2 separate regions of the Homo sapiens genome follow, and region 2 is linked to region 1. A link is a loop called in an ENCODE intact Hi-C map of the cell type or tissue named here. Cell type or tissue: CD4-positive, alpha-beta T cell. All regions are shown on one strand. Each heading gives the region's core, and the rest is flanking DNA. Links, peaks and the distances in the headings are about the cores only. Region 1 holds the start of ZNF738 (zinc finger protein 738). Region 2 overlaps ZNF708 (zinc finger protein 708).

Region 1 (9,722 bases), core at 856-8,855:
GATCCGCCCACCTTGGCCTCCCAAAGTGCAGGGATTACAGGCATGAACCACCGTGCCTGGGTCTAGAATTCAAATTTTTTAACAGAAATTAACTTTATAACATATTACAAAGTCTAGAAACTGCCTTAAAACAACTACACGGTCAGTAAGACCCTCCCAGTCCCCTTTTGTCTTAACCTTAACTCATCTGCCTGTAGCTTTCCAGGACTCTAGCTTCTCTCATCAGAAAGGCTTCTTCCATGACTGGAGTGAGCAGGCTAGAACATCTGCAGGAGAGGCACTCCAGAAAAAACTAACTGGACCTTTAATAACCTACTTTTACAGTCTCAATATAAGCCCTAGCTCTGAGTCACTGGGCTCAAGCTTTAATTTCCATGTTAGAGTTGCTCACTTGGTTTTTGAAACTAAGTTGTTTGAAAAATCCAAAAAAATTACTCAAACACAGTATTCCTATAAGGGAAGAAAATTTTAAGGTGCTTACATTTTATACCTTAATAAGAAAAGCAAAAGTATTTCTATCAGAAAATAAATGTATTATTCTATTAATTCCATTAAAAATCATGCAGCAAACATTTAGTCATATGGAAACACTTCCAGGCAATACCAAGTTTCATCTCATAAAATTTAGCATAAAACTCAGAAATCAAGATAACAGAATTTGAACAGAGATATTCGCTGTCAAAAATTTACCCTGCCAAAAAAAGGAACTGATGTTTTCATGAATCTATGTAACTCACCAATTATCTACCACATTTTCTTGTGGAAACGTATTCATTTTCTACGGCAAAAATGGAATAGACATTTTTCCTCTTCTTTTTCTTGGTAGCATTCTGAAAGCTAAGCTTGAAATTCTGTTTGAAATCACCCAGCCATTAAAAGCTACACCTGAGAAAACTTGTAAACTCACTCTGGGAAAGAAAAAGGTAAGTGAAAATTTTTAACAAATGAAATATATGATTAATTTTTTTGAATCCCACGTCTTTTATGCCCTTTGTAAATATTTTTCTACCTTTCAAGCCCTACTAATATAATGTAACCTTACAGCTAAAAAACAGGTGAAAATAAGTGAACAAATCTCTTCAAGGTGACAAATCCAGGAATGGCAGTGCTGGTTAAATAACAGATGTGTCTGACTCACGTTTCAAGTCAGGCCATTCAATCACTTGAGAGATCCTTCCACCCACTCCTGCTCACTTATGTGCTCAAGAACCACCCATTCAGGAGACACTGCACTATTTTTCGGTGACTGCCCTAGGTGCATTTTACTTTGCAAGTTCTTACACCATCTCACTGGAGTCAGTTTGTTGTTGTTTTTGTTGTTTGTCTTTCGGGATACTATTTTTTTGGTCACATATTTTTCACTGTTTTTTACTCTTTTTCTTTTACTATATTTATTTCACTATTCTTCTGCTCCCTTACAGAATCCAGGGGGCAGAAGTTATTACTGTGTTTGTTCCTCATTACCAGCATCTGATTGGCTGACAAGCAATTTGTCTCCATGAAATGGAAGCAGGGTTGGTAGAAGACAATTTATTCATTATTATTATTATTATTATTATTATTATTATTATCATTATTATTATTATTAGATGGAGTTTCACTCTTGTTGCCCAGGCTAGAGTGCAATGGCAGGATCTCGGCTCACCACAACCTCTGCCTCCCGGGATCAAGTGATTGTCCTGCCTCAGCAACCCCGAGTAGCTGGAAATTCAGGCATGCACCACCATGCTTGGCTAAGTTTTTTGTATTTTTAGTAGAGCATGTTTTTCAAGCTGGTCCCAAAGACAATTTTAACATATCAAGGGGTTACCTTTTCAAAATAAGAGTACTCCAGAAGATTCCTCTCAGCCCCAGGGTATCCACTTGCCCCCTTGACAGGATACACTCCATACCTCAGGTCGTCCTATGGGAGAAAATAAACCAGAAGCTGATATCCACTAGACACTCTAGCTGACATAACCATGGCAGATATCTCGGTTTATCCCCAGATAATACTGAAACCCAGGACCGGGAAAAAACTAAACGGTGGCTGAGGACACATCACCCCATAAATTTTCCAAAGCAGAACTCTGACCCAAAAAAATTCCGATAACATCTCTGTGCCTAGAAAGATAAAAGGAAAAGACACACAGAGATTTTTTGCAACACAGTGTCAGGGGATTATTATTTGCTTTCTTTTCATGGAAAATATTTACAAACAGATAACAAACCTTCTTAAAAGTACCATTGGTCTGGGTGTGGTGGCTCACGCCTGTAATCCCCACACTTTGGGAGGCCGAGGCGGGCGGATCACCTGAGGTCGGGAGTTCGAGACCAGCCTGACCAACATAGAGAAACCCTGTCTCTACTAAAAATAAAAAATTAGCCGGGCGTGGTGGCTGGCACATGCCTGTAATCCCAGCTACTCGGAGGCTGAGGCAGGAGAATCGCCTGAACCCGGGAGGCAGAAGTTGCGGTGAGCCGAGACCATGCCACTGTACTCCAGCCTGGGCAACAAGAGCAAAACTCCGTCTCAAAACAAAAAACAAACAAAAAAACCCCCAAAACACCATTTATGCAGGGCGCAGTGGCTCACGCCTGTAATCCCAGCACTTCGGGAGGCCAAGGCGGGCGGATCACCTGAGGTCGGGAGTTCATGACCAGCCTGACCAACATGGAGAAACCCTATCTCTTCTAAAAATACAAAATCAGCTGGGCGTGGTGGTGCATGCCTGTAAACCCAGCTACTTGGGAGGCTGAGGCATGAGAACCTCGTGAACCCGGAGGCGGAGGTTGTGGTGAGCCGAGAATGTGCCTTTGCAACAAGAGTGAAACTCCGTCTCAAAAAAAAAAGAAAAGAAAAAAGCACCATTTAATGCCTTGCCAAAAAATAATTAATTAAAATACGGTATAAAAAAGTACACTACAAAATAAGTGGCCAGGCCCGGTGGCTCACGCCTGTAATTCCAGCACTTTGGCAAGCTGATGCGGGCGGATCACCTGAGGTCAGGAGTTCGAGACCAGCCTGGCCAGCATGGTGAAACCCCCGTCTTTACAAAAACACAAAAATTAGCCAGGTATGATGGCGCGCACCTGTAATCCCAGCTACTAAGGAGGCTGAAGTGGGAGAATTGTTTAAAACCGGGAGGCGGAGGTTGAGGTGAGCCGAGATCGCGCCATTGCACTCCAGCCTGGGAGACAGAGCGAGACTCCATCTCAAAAACAAAACAAAACAAACAAAAAAACACAAATACGTGATAATGTGAATTAGGGAGGAAAAGCTGGCATTTGGGAACCCCAGAAGAAATTGGAAATTTAGTATCTTACTGCAAGCAAGAATGAGGTTGGAGTAATGAGGGATGGGGGTTAGACTTAAGACCCTGATTGGGACCCAGGTGAAAAATGCAGCAGAAAATCAGTTCCCTGTGGAGTGTGAAAATAATTAAGTGGCAGGCAATTAGACTGAGGTTTCTCTAGTCCCTGGGTTCCTACTTCAATTTAAAAAATCTAACTCAGGCGCATTATTTTTAATTACTAAATTCAGAGAAACAAAATTGAGGCTTCACCTACTATAAACTGCCAATTGAGCTCCGATTACATAACCAGGAAATTTTCACCTTTAATGTACAAATTAAAAAACCACGTAACTGTACCTAACCAATTACTAAATTTGGTTTTCTTCATCATGCATTTTACAAAAGACTTTCTTTCAAGCCTCTCCCATAGACCACAAACTAAAAACCACAGCTTGGTGCTCTACAATTCTAGAACCACTTTTTGATTAAATTATTTAATAAGTTAATTTTTTTTTTGAGACAAGAGTCTCGCTCTGTCGCCCAGGCTGGAGTGCAGTGGCACGATCTCGGCTCACTGCAAGCTCTGCCTCCTGGGTTCACGCCATTCTCCTGCCTCAGCCTCCTGAGTAGCTGGGACTACAGGCGCCCGCCACCACGCCCGGCTCATTTTTTGTATTTTTAGTAGAGACGGGGTTTCACCGTGTTAGCCAGGATGGTCTTGATCTCCTGACCTCTGATCCGCCCACCTCGGCCTTCCAAAGTGCTGGGATTACAGGCGTGAGCCACCGCGCCCAGCCTAGAACCACTCTTTGATTAAATTCTTTTAATATTTTTGCAGTGACTCCCATTAACTTTTAATAGGAGATAATAGGAACTGGGAACCCCACGGAACAAACCTCTTCCCATTCATGAACCCGCACCCCAAGTCAGGATTCTCCCCTGACGACCCTCCCACGGTCCCTGCACAATCCGGTAGAGAAGCGGCGCTGCGGGTGCAGAGATTCCCCAGAGAGGGCTCCAGGCAAGGGCACAGTCACTATGCAGGGAAGAGACAGGACGCCCGGGGGCCGGGCTGTCGGCGCAACCGCCATCTTATGGCTGAAGGCGACTGAGGCCGAGCTGGGCAAGGAGAACTCGGGGCGCAGATTGTAGAGCTGACTGCGGGGAGGCCTGAGTCTCGCCACAGCCACTTCCCACCGGTTCCAACCAGCCCTTCCCCTCTCTCGGGATGTTGGACCCCGCACTCTCACCATTTCTAGGCTTCCAGGGTGTCCCGGCGTCTTAGCTGTGGATTCCCAATACCTGCAGGTCACAGGACCAGAGGCTGGGCCTCTAGGAGCAGAGGACACAGAGCAGTGAAGACGAGACCCGGAGTTCCAGCGGCAGCCAAAGACAAAGAAGCGGACAAATCCCGCCACATCCCGGAAGCCGTCCTCTCCGCTCAAGCTGCGTGCCTGATTGGACAGTTCCCAGCCCAGCGTCGCTGATTGGATAACGTTTAAAACCCCACCCTCTCAGGCCCTGACTGACAGAAGATGTAATTAGATGCTGGGCTGAATGAAGAAAGAGTGACCGCCTAGGCTGCAGCCTTTTCAGGCAGGGCTTCCTCCTTGAGCTGAGATAGGCCCACCCCAAAGGGTATTTGCATTCAACCTTGCGTATAAGGTCATATGCATTTGTAAATACTATATCATATGGCTATACATAAATGAAAAGGATATAATAACAAATGTTTTAAAATTTCAGGGTTTTTTTACTTTCCTGGCTTACGGTCCTTTGAGCAGGCAGCCTGAGATTTTAAAAAGGAGGTAATCCTCTGAAATAAAATGTGAGCCACGTGAATTTTGAATTTTCTGGTAGCCAAACTAGAAAATTAAAAAGAAACAAGGGGCCAGGCATGGTGGCTCACGCCTGTAATCCTAGGACTTTAGGAGTACAAGGCGGGCAGATCAAGAGGTCAGGAGTTTGAGACCAGCCTGGCTAACATGGTGAAACCACGTCTCTACTAAAAATACAAAAATTAGCCGGGCGTGGTGGTGGACATCTGTAATCCCAGCTACGCAGGAGGCTGAGGCAGGAGAATTGCTTGAACCCGGGAGGCGGAGGAGGTTGCAGTGAGCAGAGATCGCGCCACTGCACTCCAGCCTGGGCGGACAGAGCGAGACTCCGTTTTGGGGGGTGAAAAATATAAAGAAACAAGAGGCCACGCGCAGTGGCTCACGCCTGTAATCCCAGCACTTTGGGAGGCCGAGGCTGGTGGATCACGAGATCAAGTGATTGAGACCCTCCTGGCAATATGGCTAAACCCTGTCTCTACTGAAAAAAATATAAAAATTAGCCAGGCGTGGTGGCGCATGCCTGTAATCCCAGCTACTGGGGAGGCTGAGGCAGGAGAATCGCTTGAACCCGGGAGGCAGAGGTTGCAGTGAGCCGAGATTGCGCCACTGCACTCCAGCCTAGTGACAGACTGCAACAACAGCAACAACAACAACAACAATAACAAGGAACAGGTTGAATTGATTGTAACAATGTAATTAACCTAATATATACAAAATATCATTTTAATGTGTGAGGAATATGTAATTATTAATGAAGTATATAAATATTTGCAACTAAATTTTTGAAAATAACTCTGTGTTTTACCTTTCTAGCATATCGCGGTTCAGACCAAGCACATTCCAGGCACCCAGGAGCCACACATGGCAGCTCTGATGTCAATGGTGTGAAGGGCCAGAGGGGAAGGAAGGGCCTCTCCCTACTAACATCTATCTTCAGTTCTGAGGTTGGAACAGATAGTGGCCATAGAAAGAGCTGAGGGCAGCAGAAATAAAATAACCACAGGTAAACCACTGCTTACCACCTGTTGCCCACCTTTCTTTTAGAGATTAGGCTGTGAACATAGGATGATGGAGCTTAGGAGAAAAAAACTCTGTGTCTTCAGTTCTGCCCACATTCTTGGACTCCAGTGTTTAGATACAGAGAAAATAGATTAAAGGCAAACTTATTTTGCTATTTGGCCTTGACCCTAATTGCGAGGCTGTGGTTATCTGTTTTCTCCTGTGGTGTGGGGACTGTGCGAATATAAACACCAATCACATGCATACATGTCTCCCAGTATTTCTGCATTACCCAACATTCTCTTTCAAGACATCCAACTTTAAATTAGGGGAAGAAATCAGTACCTAGAGGGTGCCCACTGTTAGAAGGCAACAAGTAATCAACCTGTCACTGAATCCTGGCATCCTATCTGCACTGGTGCATGTATTAGTTAGCTATTGCAGCATAACAAATCATCCAAAACTTACTAGTTTATAATTAAGATGATCAGCCATTTAGGCTGGGTGAGTGGGGCCGTTCTTCTGGTATCAGCTGAGCTCTTTCAGACTGGTATCATCAGCTGCTTGTTGACTAGCCAGCTGTACTTCTGGGGGTGATCTTCTGCTTCTGGGGCTCAACAGGGGCACCTTGCTTCTCCTCCTCATGGTATCTTATTTTTAAGCTTGCTAACATGGGCTTTATTCATGGAGATTGCAGCATTCTGAACAAAAAACAGAAGTATTCAAGACCATTTGAGCCTGGGCCCCAAACTAGCCCACTGTCATGTTCACAAGTTTCTACTGCCCTGAGCAAATAAGGCCAGCCAGATCTAGGGTTTAGAAGACAGATTCTGGATCTTGATGGAAACAGCTGTAAAAGCACCTGACAATGGGCATAGATACAAGAGGGCAGAAAAATTGCTGCCATTTTGCAATCAGTATCAGTCTACCTTTTTTGCATATGTGGTATATAGAGCTTCTCCACATCAACAAACATGTCCAAAGACCCACGAGTACTAAGTGACTGGAATAAGACTCAGGATCAACTTTATCTGACGCCAAAGCCCATGCACCTCCATAGATCATACTACTAAAGTAGCTGCCCTGCCCTAGACCCTTGAAATCCTGGAGAGTGACACTTCTACAGAATAAGTCAGATTCCTTTTAGGTTTGTGTTCATATACTACTGTTTATCACTGGAAATAATCCTCTTAAGAAATTGCAGAAGAGGCCACGTGCAGTGGCTCATGCCTGTAATCCTTGCACTTTGGGAGGCCAAGGTGGGTGGATCATGGGGTCAGGAGTTCCAGAGCAGCCTGACCAACATGGTGAAACCCTGTCTCTACTAAAAATACAAACATTAGCCAGACGTGGTGGTGTGCACCTGCAATCCCAGCTACTCAGGAGGCTGAGACAGGAGAATTACTTGAACTGGGGAGGCAGAGGTTGCAGTGAGCTGAGATCGTGCCACTGCACTCCAGCCTGGGCAACAGAGCCAGCCTCTGTATTAAAAAAAAAAAAAAATTTGCAGAAGAACACAGTGGCTCACACCTATATTTTTAGCACTTTGGGAGGCTGAGATGGGAGAATTATGTGAGCGCAGGAGTTCCAGTGCAACCTGAGTAACATAATAAGAGTTTGTTTTCATGACAAAAATGAAGAAATTAGCCAGCCATGGTGGTGCATGCCTGTAGCTGCAGCTAGTTAGGTGGCAGAGGCAGGAGGATTGCTTGAGCCTGGAAGGTCCAGGCTGCAGTGAGCCATGATTGGTTACACCATTGCAAGCAAAACTGGGTGATAGAGTGAGACCCTGTTTCAAGAAAAAAAAAAACAAAACTGGAGAAGCATTTTGAAAAGACATGGAATAATTTTTGGAAAAGATGAAGGATGAGTTTAGAAGATCAAAGCTGAGGCCGGGCGTGGTGGCTCATGCCTGTAATCGCAGCACTTTGGGAGGCCGAGGTGGGCGGATCACGAGGTCAAGAGATTGAGATCATCCTGGCCAACCTGGTGAAACCCATCTCTACTAAAAATACAAAAATTAGCTGGGCGTGGTGGCGGGCGCCTGTAGTCCCAGCTACTTAGGAGGCTGAGGCAGGAGAATCGCTTGAACCCAGGAGGCAGAGGTTGCAGTGAGCCGAGATCGTGCCACTGAACTCCAGCCTGGCAACAGAGCGAGACTCTCTCTCAAAAAAAAAAAAAAAAAAAAATCAAAGCTGAACAGCACATTATTTATTTTTCATCATAGCAAATGTTTGAAAACTTTTAAAGAAAAAAAACTTTAAGCCGGGAGAGGTGGCTCACGACTGTAATCCCAGCACTTTGGGATGCCGAGGCGGGTGGATGATCTGATGTCAGGAGTTGGAGACCAGCCTGGCCAACATGGTGAAACCCCGTCTCTAGTAAAAATACTAAAATTAGTTGGCTGGGTGTGGTGGCTCACGCCTATAATCCCAACACTTTGGGAGGCCGAGGCAGGTGGATCACTTGAGGTCAGGAGTTCAAGACCAGCCTGGCCAACATGGTGAAACCCCGTCTCTACTAAAATACAAAAAATTAGCCAGGCGTGGTGGTGGGTGCCTGTAATCCCAGCTACTCAGGAGACTGAGGCAGGAGAATCACTTGAACCCAGGAGGCGGAGGTTACAGTGGGCCAAGATCGTGCCATGGCACTCCAGCCTGGGCAACAAGAGCAAGACTCCATCTCAAGTACAAAAAAAAAAAAAAAAAAAAAATTAGCTGGGGGTTGTGGCGGGTGCCTGAAATCCGAGCTGCTCAGGAGGCCGAGGCAGGAGAATTGCTTGAACCTGGGAGGCAGAGGTTGTAGTGAGCTGAGATCGTGTCATTGCACTCCAGCCTGGGCAACAAGAGTGAGACTCCATCTCAAAAAAAAAAAAAAAAAAAAGAAAGAAAAAAATGCAATGAGATAGACAGCAACACATTTATAGTAGGGGACTTCAATACTCCACTGACAGCAGTAGACAGATAATCAAGACAGAAAGTCAACAAAGAAACAATAAACTTAAAATATACCCTAGAACAAATGGACTTAACACATATTTACAGAACATTCTACCCAACAACTGCAGAATGTGTATTTTTTATCAGCACATGAAACATTATCCAAGATAGACCATGTGATAGGCCACAAAAGAAGTCTCAATAAATTTAGGAAAATTGAAATTATATCAAGTACTCGCTCAGATCACAGTGGAATAAAACTGGAAATCAACTATGAAAGGAACCCTCAAAACTATACAAATACATGGAAATTAAATAATCTTTTCCTGAATAATCATTTGCTCAACAATAAAATCAAGACGGAAATATAAAAGCTCTTTGAGCTGAAAGATAACAGTGACAAAACTTATCAAAACTTCTGGAATACAGCAAAAGCAGTGCTAAAGGGAATGTTCATAACAATGCCTATATCAAAAAGTCTGAAAGAGCCCAAATTTAAAAATCTAAGCTCATACCTCTAGAATCTAGAGAAACAAAAACAAACTAAACCCAAACCCAGCAGAAAAATAAATCACAAAGATCAGTGCAGAACTAAATGAAATTGAAACAAAAATTTCAAAAGATAAATGAAAAAAGTTCATTCTTTGATAATATAAATGAAATTGATAGGC
Region 2 (9,722 bases), core at 1,150-9,149, 44 kb after region 1:
TAGATTGATTCCATGTCTTTGCTATTGTGAATAGTACTGCAATAAATATGCATGTGCATGTGTGTGTCTTTTTAAGAGACTAATTTATATTTCTTTGGGTATATACCAAGTTATGAGGTTGCTGGGTCAAATGGTAATTCTGCTTTTAGTTCTGTAGTTCTGTGAGGAATTGTTACACTGCTTTTTTTTGACTGAGTCTTGCTCTGTCACCCAGGCTGGAGTGCAGTGGCATGATCTTGGCCTACTTCAACCTCTGCCTTCCAGGTTCAAGCGATTCTCCTGCCTCAGCCTCCTGAATAGCTAGGATTACAGGTGCCCGCTACCACACCTGGCTAATTTTTGTATTTTTAGTAGAGATGGGGTTTCACCATGTTGGCCAGGTTGGTCTTGAACTCCTGACCTCAGGTCATCTGCCTGCCTAGGCCTCCCAAAGTGCTTGGATTACAGGCTTGAGCCACTAAGTCTGGCCGCCACACTGCTTTTTACAGTGGTTGAACTAATTTACACTCCCACCAGCAGTGTATAAGCATTTCCTTTCCTCTGCAACTTTGCCAGCATCTATTGCTGACTTTTTAACAGTAGCCATTCTGACTGGTGTGAGATGGTATCTCATTGGGTGTTTTTTTACATTTTTCTAATAATTAGTGATGAGCATTTTTAAAATATGCTTGTTAGCCACATGTATGTCTTGTTTGGAAAAGCATCTGTTCAGCCACGCGTGGCTTTCTCTACTAAAAATACAAAATTAGCTGGGCGTGGTGGCTCATACCTGTAATCCCAGCTACTCCGGAGGTTGATACAGAATCCCTCAAACCCAGAAGGCAGAGGTTGCAGTGAGACAAGATCACACCATTCCTCTCCAGCCTGGGCAACAAGAGCAAAACTCCATCTCAAAAAATTAAAAAAAAAAAACTCATATTAGGAGCACACACAAATTGAACACAATGATAGGAGTAAATTTAGCAATACAGAATAATAAGGACTAAAACATACTAGGTTCCTTTTACAGAACACTAATTATCCAAAGTAATTATCTAATATTTGCAGGCTGAAGTACTTACACTGCAAAAACAAGAACAGTTCAGTGTATAAACTGAAAAGTGGAGCCTGTAGTTGTACTTTGGTTTCTATTTATTAAGAACAATTAGCATAGTTATCTGAAGTGTTTTTAGACAACATACATTCATATAAATTAAAAAGTATTTTCTACAATAGTATGAATATAAGATCAAAATATTTACTTTGAATCTCCTAAGCAGTCATTTTAATATTGTTATTTATACTTCTGAAATATAAAATGTTTAAACTGAATTATGGTTATAGACAATGTTTAAAAATCCTACATACATTATGACTAGTACATTAAAATTATTTATATTTATTTATATAGCTAATATCAAAAAATACTACCAAATTGTTACAGTAGATATGTGTCTGACATACATATTGTTTTATCCAATAGGGATAGTTATAGGTAAGCATAATTTTAGTGTCTTTCATTTTACTAAATTGGAATGCTGCCATTCCAGGACAAATAGACAGGTGATGTGGTCACCCAAAAACCATAATAGCCCTTCAGTTAGTTATGCGGCAAGCTCACATATATTCTACTATATGAACAAAGTCAGATTCCAGTTCGTAATTTAAAAAGTGCTGGTGAATTGTCAGTTGTATTTCAATATGGAACCCCCATTCAATGGCTAGGAGATGAGAGCAGCAGAGATGGAAGAGAAACCTTATAAAATTCTGCTGAGAATATGCTTTTTTTCTTCATAATGCTCATGTTTCTCATGCCAAGAGTAGCTGTGCATTAGGGGTATTTTAAGAGAAATTCCTTTTAGGGGAATATTTTCTGACTGACTTGATCAATCATATCTAATCTGAGTTTTTTCTCAAGATACATTTAACTTCTTTTTTCTCTCAATATAATTTTTGCAGTAGAATCAGACCAAGAGCTGTTTTTCTCTTCAATGCTTCAGATGTCTGTTTTAGAAGCCCTAATGCTATCCCTTGGTGTTGACAAAGAGGTGGGTTTTCACAGGGAGAACCATCCTATCTCTATCTGGACTCATGCTGGAAATCCAGCAGTATTTTTTTCAAGTCACCATAATAAATTGAAACTGAGGCTGAAACACCACTCCCATTCCCATTATTATGAAGGTGCAATTCTACCCCCAAATCCTGTAGGCTCTCCTGTACCATAGTCTTCAGTCTCTGATGAGGTACTGGAGTGCTGCTGTGGCAATTGGGGCTCACTTAAGATGTAAGCTGCCAGCTGTGAGCTCTGTGCTTTGGGCTGTGCCTCATTGGCAGATGGTAGGGGTCAAGAGAGGACACTAGCCATAAGTAGACGGCAAGCAGGAGTGCTGTAGCTGAGTGCTCAGAACATAGAGAGCCATTGCTTTAAAGTGTAAATAACCAAAAAGATAGCACCCTATTCAACCATTGTAGTAGGAGACTGAGAGTCTACCTTCAGCAGGCACCTGGTGTCAAGTTGCAAAACTACCTCCTGTCATGAAGATGTGAAAAGTTTATTTTGTCATTGATTATAACCAATTAGCATAGATAGGTGGCATCCCCAATGACCAGGTGAATTTAGGATGAGCTCTGTATGACATGGTGCTGTAAATTCTTCGACTTGTGGACTAATTATGGTGACTATCTTTCTGTCTTTGCAGTCTCTTAAGCAGATTGATTGTGATGCATGTCACATTCTGGTTTAATTGTGTAATAAAAGTTTTCTTTCTTTTCCATCATTGTGAAGTTTTTCTGGGGCTGGAGATAATTTCTCTTGTTATATTTTCCAAACACAGTCTAGAATTACCAGACGTGATATAAATATATAAGGTGTCAACCAAGCTTTACTCTAGAAGGGCCTTTCCCTCTCAGGATTCCAGTCAACTCACAATTGTGCTGCAAAGTGCACGCTCTTCCCTAAATATGCAGGAAGAATTGCATCTCTGCCTATTTGGTATCTATTGTCCTCTACAGTCACTTCCAGAGAGGCTAGATCAGATTTCTACAAACCTTACAGGGCAGCAATCAACCATTTTACCTCTTTCAGTGACTTTTTTGTTGTTGTTGAGATGGAGTCTCACTGCATTGCCCAGGCTGGAGTGCAGTGGCATGATCTTAGCTCACTGCAACCTCAGTCTCCTGTGTTCAAGTGATTTTCCTGCTTCAGCCTCCCAAGTAGCTGGGATTACAGATGCTCACCACCATGCCTGGCTAATTTTTTTTTTTTTGTATTTGTAGTAGAGATGGGGTTTCACCAAAGGCTGAGCACGGTGGCTCACACCTGTAATCCCAGCACTTCGGGAGGCCCAGGCAGGCAGATCACCTGAGGTTAGGAGTTCGAGACCAGCCTGACCAACATGGAGAAACCCCGTCTCTACTAAAAATACAAAAATTAGCTGAGGGTGGTGGCACACGCCTGTAATGCCAGCTACTGGGGAGGCTGAGGCAGGAGAATCACTTGAACCTGGGAGGCAGAGGTTGCAGTGAGCCAAGATTGTGCTATTGCACTCCAGCCTGGGCAACAAGAGCGAAACTTCGTTTCAAAAAAAAAAAAAAAGAGAGATGGGATTTCACCATATTGGCCAGGCTGGTCTCAAACTCCTGACCTCATGATCCACCCATCTCAGCCTCCCAAAGTGTTGGGATTACAGGCGTGAGCCACCGTGCCCAGCCTCAGGGACTCCTGTCATCAGACCTGAAGCTGACTCAGAGACCATGGGGCCCAAAAACCCTAGCAGAATAACATGTGTGCATTGAATAGATATGTAGACATGAGAATTTTTAATTCCTTTTTTCTCCTCTTGCTAAAATGTCCACAAATGTGCAAGTAATACCTGCTGCTACTCCACCCATCCAGAATCTGAATCTGCAGCTCCAATTTCTGAATCTAGATCTTGAGGCTTGGAAAAAATGAAAACTTTGCCGGGCCCACTGGCTTACTCCTGTAATCCCAGCACTTTGGGAGGCCAAGACGGGTGGATCACCTGAGGTCGGGAGTTCGAGACCAGCCTTACTAGCATGGAGAAACCCTGTCTCTACTAAAAATACAAAAAATTAGCCAGGCGTGGTGGCGCATGCCTGTAATCCCAGCTACTCGGGAGGCTGAGGCAGGAGAATCCGGGAGGAGGAAGTTGCGGTGAGCTGAGATTGCGCCACTGCACTCCAGCAGGGGCAACAAGAGCGAAACCCTGTCTCAAAAAAAAAAAAAAAAAGAAAAAAGAAAAGAAAAGAAAAGAAAAGGATTTGCATTTCCTATATAAAAGGTTTTTTTTTTTTTGAGACAGGTTTCACTCTTGTTGTCCAGGCTGGAGTGCAATGGCACGAACTCGGCTCACTGCAATCTCCGCCTCCCAGGTTCAGGTGATTCTCCTGTCTTGGCCTCTCAGTAGCTGGGATTACAGGCCTGCACCACCATGCCTGGCTAATAATCCTTTTCTTTATAAGTCTCAGAGAGACATTAAAATGAGACCACAATTATGTCTTTCTTTTTTCTTTGAGCTATGTAGTTACCACTTGAAACTGCTTGCTATTGCCACAAGTAGCTATAAATTGAACTAAAAATGCCACACTGGACACTATAACCCACACCCTATAGCCTAACAATGTATATCCAATCAATAATCAATTTATTTTTGTAAATAAAAAAATGTTGACAGACAACTTTGTATCAACCCACTCTATGCGCCTCTCTTTTTGTCTTTCCAATCCAATTGTAACTGCTGCTAATCAAAGTATATATTCCAGGCAACTTGAATATTTGCTCCCAGGTTACAATCCTCAAGTTTGGCCCAAATAAATTGTATACTTACATTCATGTTTCCTCAGCTATTTCCTTTTAGGTAAACATCATTTGGAACGTGCCAGAGCGGCCTCTGAGGGGATCTCTCCTTTGATTGTACTTTGCTTTCTGTAACACCTAAGGATGCAGAGTCAGGTTGATCCCACTTAGAATCTGCACATAAGATCTGGCTTCTGCCTGGGATTACAAGACAGGGCCAGACTTTGAATTGGGAATGTACTGAAAACCAATAGAAGGCATTTTCTGCACTGTGAGATGTCAACATAGACATCCTACAGCTCCCTTTGAGACTGTGGCTCTTTGAGCTTTTCAGATTTTGTCCAGTAAGATCTTGTAGCAGGTCTGCCACAGTTACGTGAGAGGCTCCAGATGTAAACAGAATCTGATGGCAAATTCTGTAAATATAAATAAACATCTTAGGAGTGAGAGATCAAGACCACAAAGTATCCGGAGCCATGACCACAACTATACCTGCCTGTAAAATGTTATGTACAATATTCTTGTCCTTCCTTCTATCCAAAAGCTAGTTAATCAGAACAAGTAATTCTGGAGCTCAACCAGGGCAGTTCCATTTTCTATTTAGAATCAGCATGACTCTCTCTAGCCTGGCTTATTATTGGACCATCAGCCCAGGGTCACTGGGAACCCTCTCACAATTACGTAGGCATTTTTGAGACATTTGAGGATGTCCAGAGCAGAATTGTGTCAGGCTGACAAGAGTGGTTAATTCTGCTTTTCCCTCAGTGTAAGAGAAATGAGTCATCCTGTGTTTGTTCCTTCCCTTATACAAGGGATGTTTTTGATTGGTACCCAGATGAATTTCTCCAGTTTTCTGGTACTTGGGTAAAAACAAGGAGGAGATCTGGAGACTCAAGCAGATAAACTGATTGCTATAATTTTATATGGCCATTAGAAAAATAGATGAAGCAGTCATGGTTTCTACAATCCAGAAACTCTTAGTCTAGACTAGCAACTGAATAAATGGTTGAATTAAGTATCATATGGTTGGTATAGCAAATAGATGTGTGAAAAAATTGTGAGCTTTATTTGGGCCACTTTATTTATATTGTTGTGGCTTCTGATGTCATCACTTGAAGGGATATTTATGGACAGAAGCATTATTATTTTTTGATTTCTTTTATCTTGCTAATAATACATATTTATCTTCTAATAATATTACCCTAGAAAACCTTAAGAGATTTGTTTAAATTGCTTATTAGTATATGTTATAAAATTGACAGGGCAGTGGCTAGAAAAGATTAAAATTACGCAAACGCTGGGATTTAAGTTTCTCTTAGGTAAGCTTACAAAAAACAGAACTTGAAATACCCCAGTGGCATAGAGAACAGAATTCTACAGAGGGTCTCCCCTTCCCCAGTTCTGTTCAGATTCACCCTTCTTGAGGGCCTTGTTTAGATCTCACCCAGCCCTGGAGTCTTGCCTCACAGAACTGATCAGAAGAGATCAGAGTTTTGGTTGTTGAATTCTGCTGCCTCTCTAGAGCTGGTGCTCCCAATTTCCTGAAACCCAAAAGCAGATAAATGGGAAAAGTAAAATATGTATTTTAGGGTCTTAATTTCTTAATTTTTTATTAAAACCAAGGTTGCAGAAACATTCCATTTAGGAACTTGTTTTCTATTCCTGCAGATTCAGTAGTTGTTCCACAAGTCACAAAAAAGTAAATATAAACCCAGTAAAAATTCCTCAAAACTACATTAAACTCTTTCTGTAATCCTCTCATCTGTCTGTATTAGGCTTTTATTCTACACACTTTTTTTTTTTTTTTTTTGAGACATAGTCTCGCACTGTTGCCCAGGCTGGAGTGCAATGGCATGATCTTGGCTCACTGCAACCTCCACCTCCCGGGTTCAAACAATTCTCCTGCCTCAACCTCCTGAGTATCTGGGATTACAGGCACCCACCACCATGACTAGCTAATTTTTGTATTTTTAGTAGAGACGGGGCTTCACCATGTTGGCTAGGCTGGTCTCAAACTCCTGACCTCATGATCTGCCCGCCTGGGCCTCCCAAAGTGCTGGGATTACAAGCATGAACCACCGCGCCTGGCTTTTCTACACATTTTTTAAAAAACCAATGACAGAGAAACAGTAGAAGAGTTAAAAATGCTGGGCTCTTTATCTAAATCCTGGTAATTATTAAACACTTAGTACCAACTTGCATGATGTTATGAGAGTTAAATCATATAATATGTTATTCCCAGCACAGTGCTCTGTAACATACTTTTTTTTTTTTTTTTTTGAGACAGGGTCTTGCTCTGTCACCCAGGCCAGAGTGCAGTGACACAATCTCAGCTCACTACAACTTCTTCTTCCTGGGTTCAAGCGATTCTCCCACTTCAGCCTCCTGAGTAGCTGGGATTACAGGCACATGCCACCACACCTGGCTAATTTTTTTTTTTTTTTTGTATTTTTAGTAGAGATGAGGTTTCACCATGTTGTCCAGGTTGACCTTGAACTCCTGATCTCAAGTGATCCACCTGCCTCCTAGGATTACAGGCATGAGCCACTGCACTCAGCCTGTAGCATACCCTTGAGAGCACATAGCGCCTGCTTAATACACCTTGCATTAGTACATGTTGTTTTCCAAATGCAGACTTATTCAGACATTGCTGCCTTCTGTTTCCTTTGTAAACTTTGAAGAGCCAGCAAATAATATGAAACTTTAGGATGAAGATGGGTTGTCTTTATTTGTACCAGAAATACTTGTGTTGTGACAAGAGTGCTGAGTGTAAGGGACTCTGTGCTGTGCCTGCTTTCTCTAACTACTGCTAATAATGAGCCCGGGGGAGCAACATTAACATTGACAGGGGTCTTGTTTAAAACATTTATCCATGGATCCTTTCCAAACCTGCAGAATCCCATTACGTAGAGTGGGTCCAAAATTACCAAGTGAATTTTAAGCTCACTAAAGCTTGAGAGGCAATGCTTGGCTAAGTGGTTATCAGCCCAGGCTTCTCATTAGGATTACACAGCCAGTTTGCAGAAATCTCTGTACTTCACCCCTCCTCACAGGCTCTGTTTATTGCTCCAGGTGGACACATCCATGTTGTATTTGTTTGTTTTGAGATGGAGTCTCACTCTGTCTCCCAGGCTGGAGTGTAGTGGCTTGATCTTGGTTCACTGCAACCTCTGCCTGCCAGGTTCAAGTGATTCTCCTTGAGTCAGCCTCCCAAGTAGCTGGGATTACACGTGCATGCTACCGTGCCTGACTAATTTTTGTATTTTTTTTTTTTGAGATGGAGTGTCGCTCTGTCACCAGGCTGGAGTGCAGTGGCGCGATCTCAGCTCACTGCAACCTCTGCCTCCCACATTCAAGCGATTGTCCTGCCTCACCCTCTCGAGTAGCTGGGACTACAGGCGCGTTCCACCACGCCCAGCTAATTTTTGTGTTTTTAGTAGAGACAGGGTTTCACCATGTTGGCCAGGCTGGTTTCGAACTTCTGACCTCAGAAGATCCACCCCCCTTGGCCCCCCAAAGTGCTGGGATTACAGGCTTGAGCCACCGCACCTGGCCCCATGTTGTTTTAATTAAGTGCCTCATGTGATTTTAACATGAGGCTAGAATTGAGTATGAGGGGTTCAGATACATTCATAAGAGTTAAGTCTCACCTTTGCACTAAAAGGGTGGCCATAGGGCTGTTTCTGTTTGGGTTTGGTAGGGAGAGGACAGTGTGGTCCATATTTTTATTACTGTAGCAGAAATTGTTGGTGTCCATGTAAGGGAAGGGCACCTGAGGACAGGAAAAATGAAACTTATATCTTTATTTCCATGGTGCAGCGTGTTTTTCCCGCATCTCTTCTGTTATTAAGGACAGAAATGGGTGGACTTTTTCTGCAAGTCTTCATCTTTTTGCTTGTGGATGTGGTGGTATCAGGTAAACAGGTGGTGCTGACACCTTTAAAGGCATATTCTCAAGATGTCTACCTAAAATCATTATTAAAAATTAAAACGGGAAAGATATGTTTATCTTGAACTTTGCACAGAACTGATGTTTTCTTTATGGTTAAATTCAGACTATAATTCACTTTTGGGGGGAATATTCCAGCAGTGGTGCTGTGTCCTTCTGTGTTATGCATTAGCACATCATAAAAATTTGTCCTAGTGCAGTTGATGTTAATAATTCTTTCGGTTAAAAAAAAAAAGACAAAATAAGTCTTTTGGTTAAAGAGCTCTCTGAAAGATTTTTTCACCATAGAGTTAATTATTTTTCTGTTCATTATTAAGTATCTTTATGCAGCTAATGTGCATAAATCATCATATTTTATCTGGGAGCTGACTTTTTCTTAGGTTTTCCTTGTATACATATGTCTTTGGAAAATGAAAGCTCTTATCTTTCTGTACAGGTAAGTAAAACTGAAAAAAACACAGGCCCTTTTACTTACGGGATGTTTGACAAAATATTCTTTTTGGGCCAAAAACATTGGAATTATTGGTGAGCTTGTTAGAAATTTAAAAACTGAGACTTTATTCCAGATCTTCTGAAAAAATAATCTCCACTAACAAGATCTCCAGTTTATTTTACAGACTAAAATTTGAGAAGCACTTTCTAACTCAACATGTCTTTTCCATCTGAAAAATATACACAAGTCATTCTGTATGATGTATATATAGCAATAAAAAATGTACATGTTTCTGTTCATGCCCTTAAGTTTATACTTTATCATTCAGAAAAGTAACATATATACACTGATTTTGTGGATCTTATACTACTCTCTTTTTTCAGAGTTAGAGAATACATTCGAGAATATTTCTGTGTTGAAAATTATTTTATTGGATAATTTCAGTCACTCCTATAAGTCAGAACCAGTTCTCTTTACTCTCTCATTTCACCTTGAGTCAAATTAAAAATTCTGTCCATAACCACTTGGTAAATATGTGTGTGTGT

Evidence for each region. A loop is a pair of places that touch in the nucleus more often than their neighbours do. Peaks named below come from ENCODE experiments on the same cell type or tissue, not always from the same donor. Only the 100,000 strongest peaks of a DNase experiment are listed, where the experiment ranks them.
Region 2: a loop joins it to region 1, with 1.8 times the contacts of the local background. A loop is called at or near these places in 32 of 110 quality-filtered maps.

What each region holds. Positions count from the first base shown.
Region 1 is chr19:21,353,947-21,363,668 of GRCh38, reverse strand. It overlaps ZNF738 (zinc finger protein 738), which reads right to left and starts at 4,669. Exons shown (of 5, transcript NM_001355237.2): 1 at 4,526-4,669; 2 at 1,811-1,903. The coding sequence starts at 4,528. RefSeq lists enhancers at 4,308-4,607, 5,399-5,956. In CD4-positive, alpha-beta T cell, for the core only: no CTCF peak of the experiment used is centred there; DNase peaks (open chromatin) are centred at 4,348 and 4,728; H3K4me3 peaks cover 1,596 bases; H3K27ac peaks cover 679 bases.
Region 2 is chr19:21,310,641-21,320,362 of GRCh38, reverse strand. All of the region lies in intron 1 of ZNF708 (zinc finger protein 708), which reads left to right. It also overlaps the pseudogene BNIP3P25. Among named protein-coding and RNA genes, the nearest start is that of ZNF708, 14 kb to the left of the region's middle. RefSeq lists an enhancer at 2,122-2,626. In CD4-positive, alpha-beta T cell, for the core only: no CTCF peak of the experiment used is centred there; no DNase peak of the experiment used is centred there.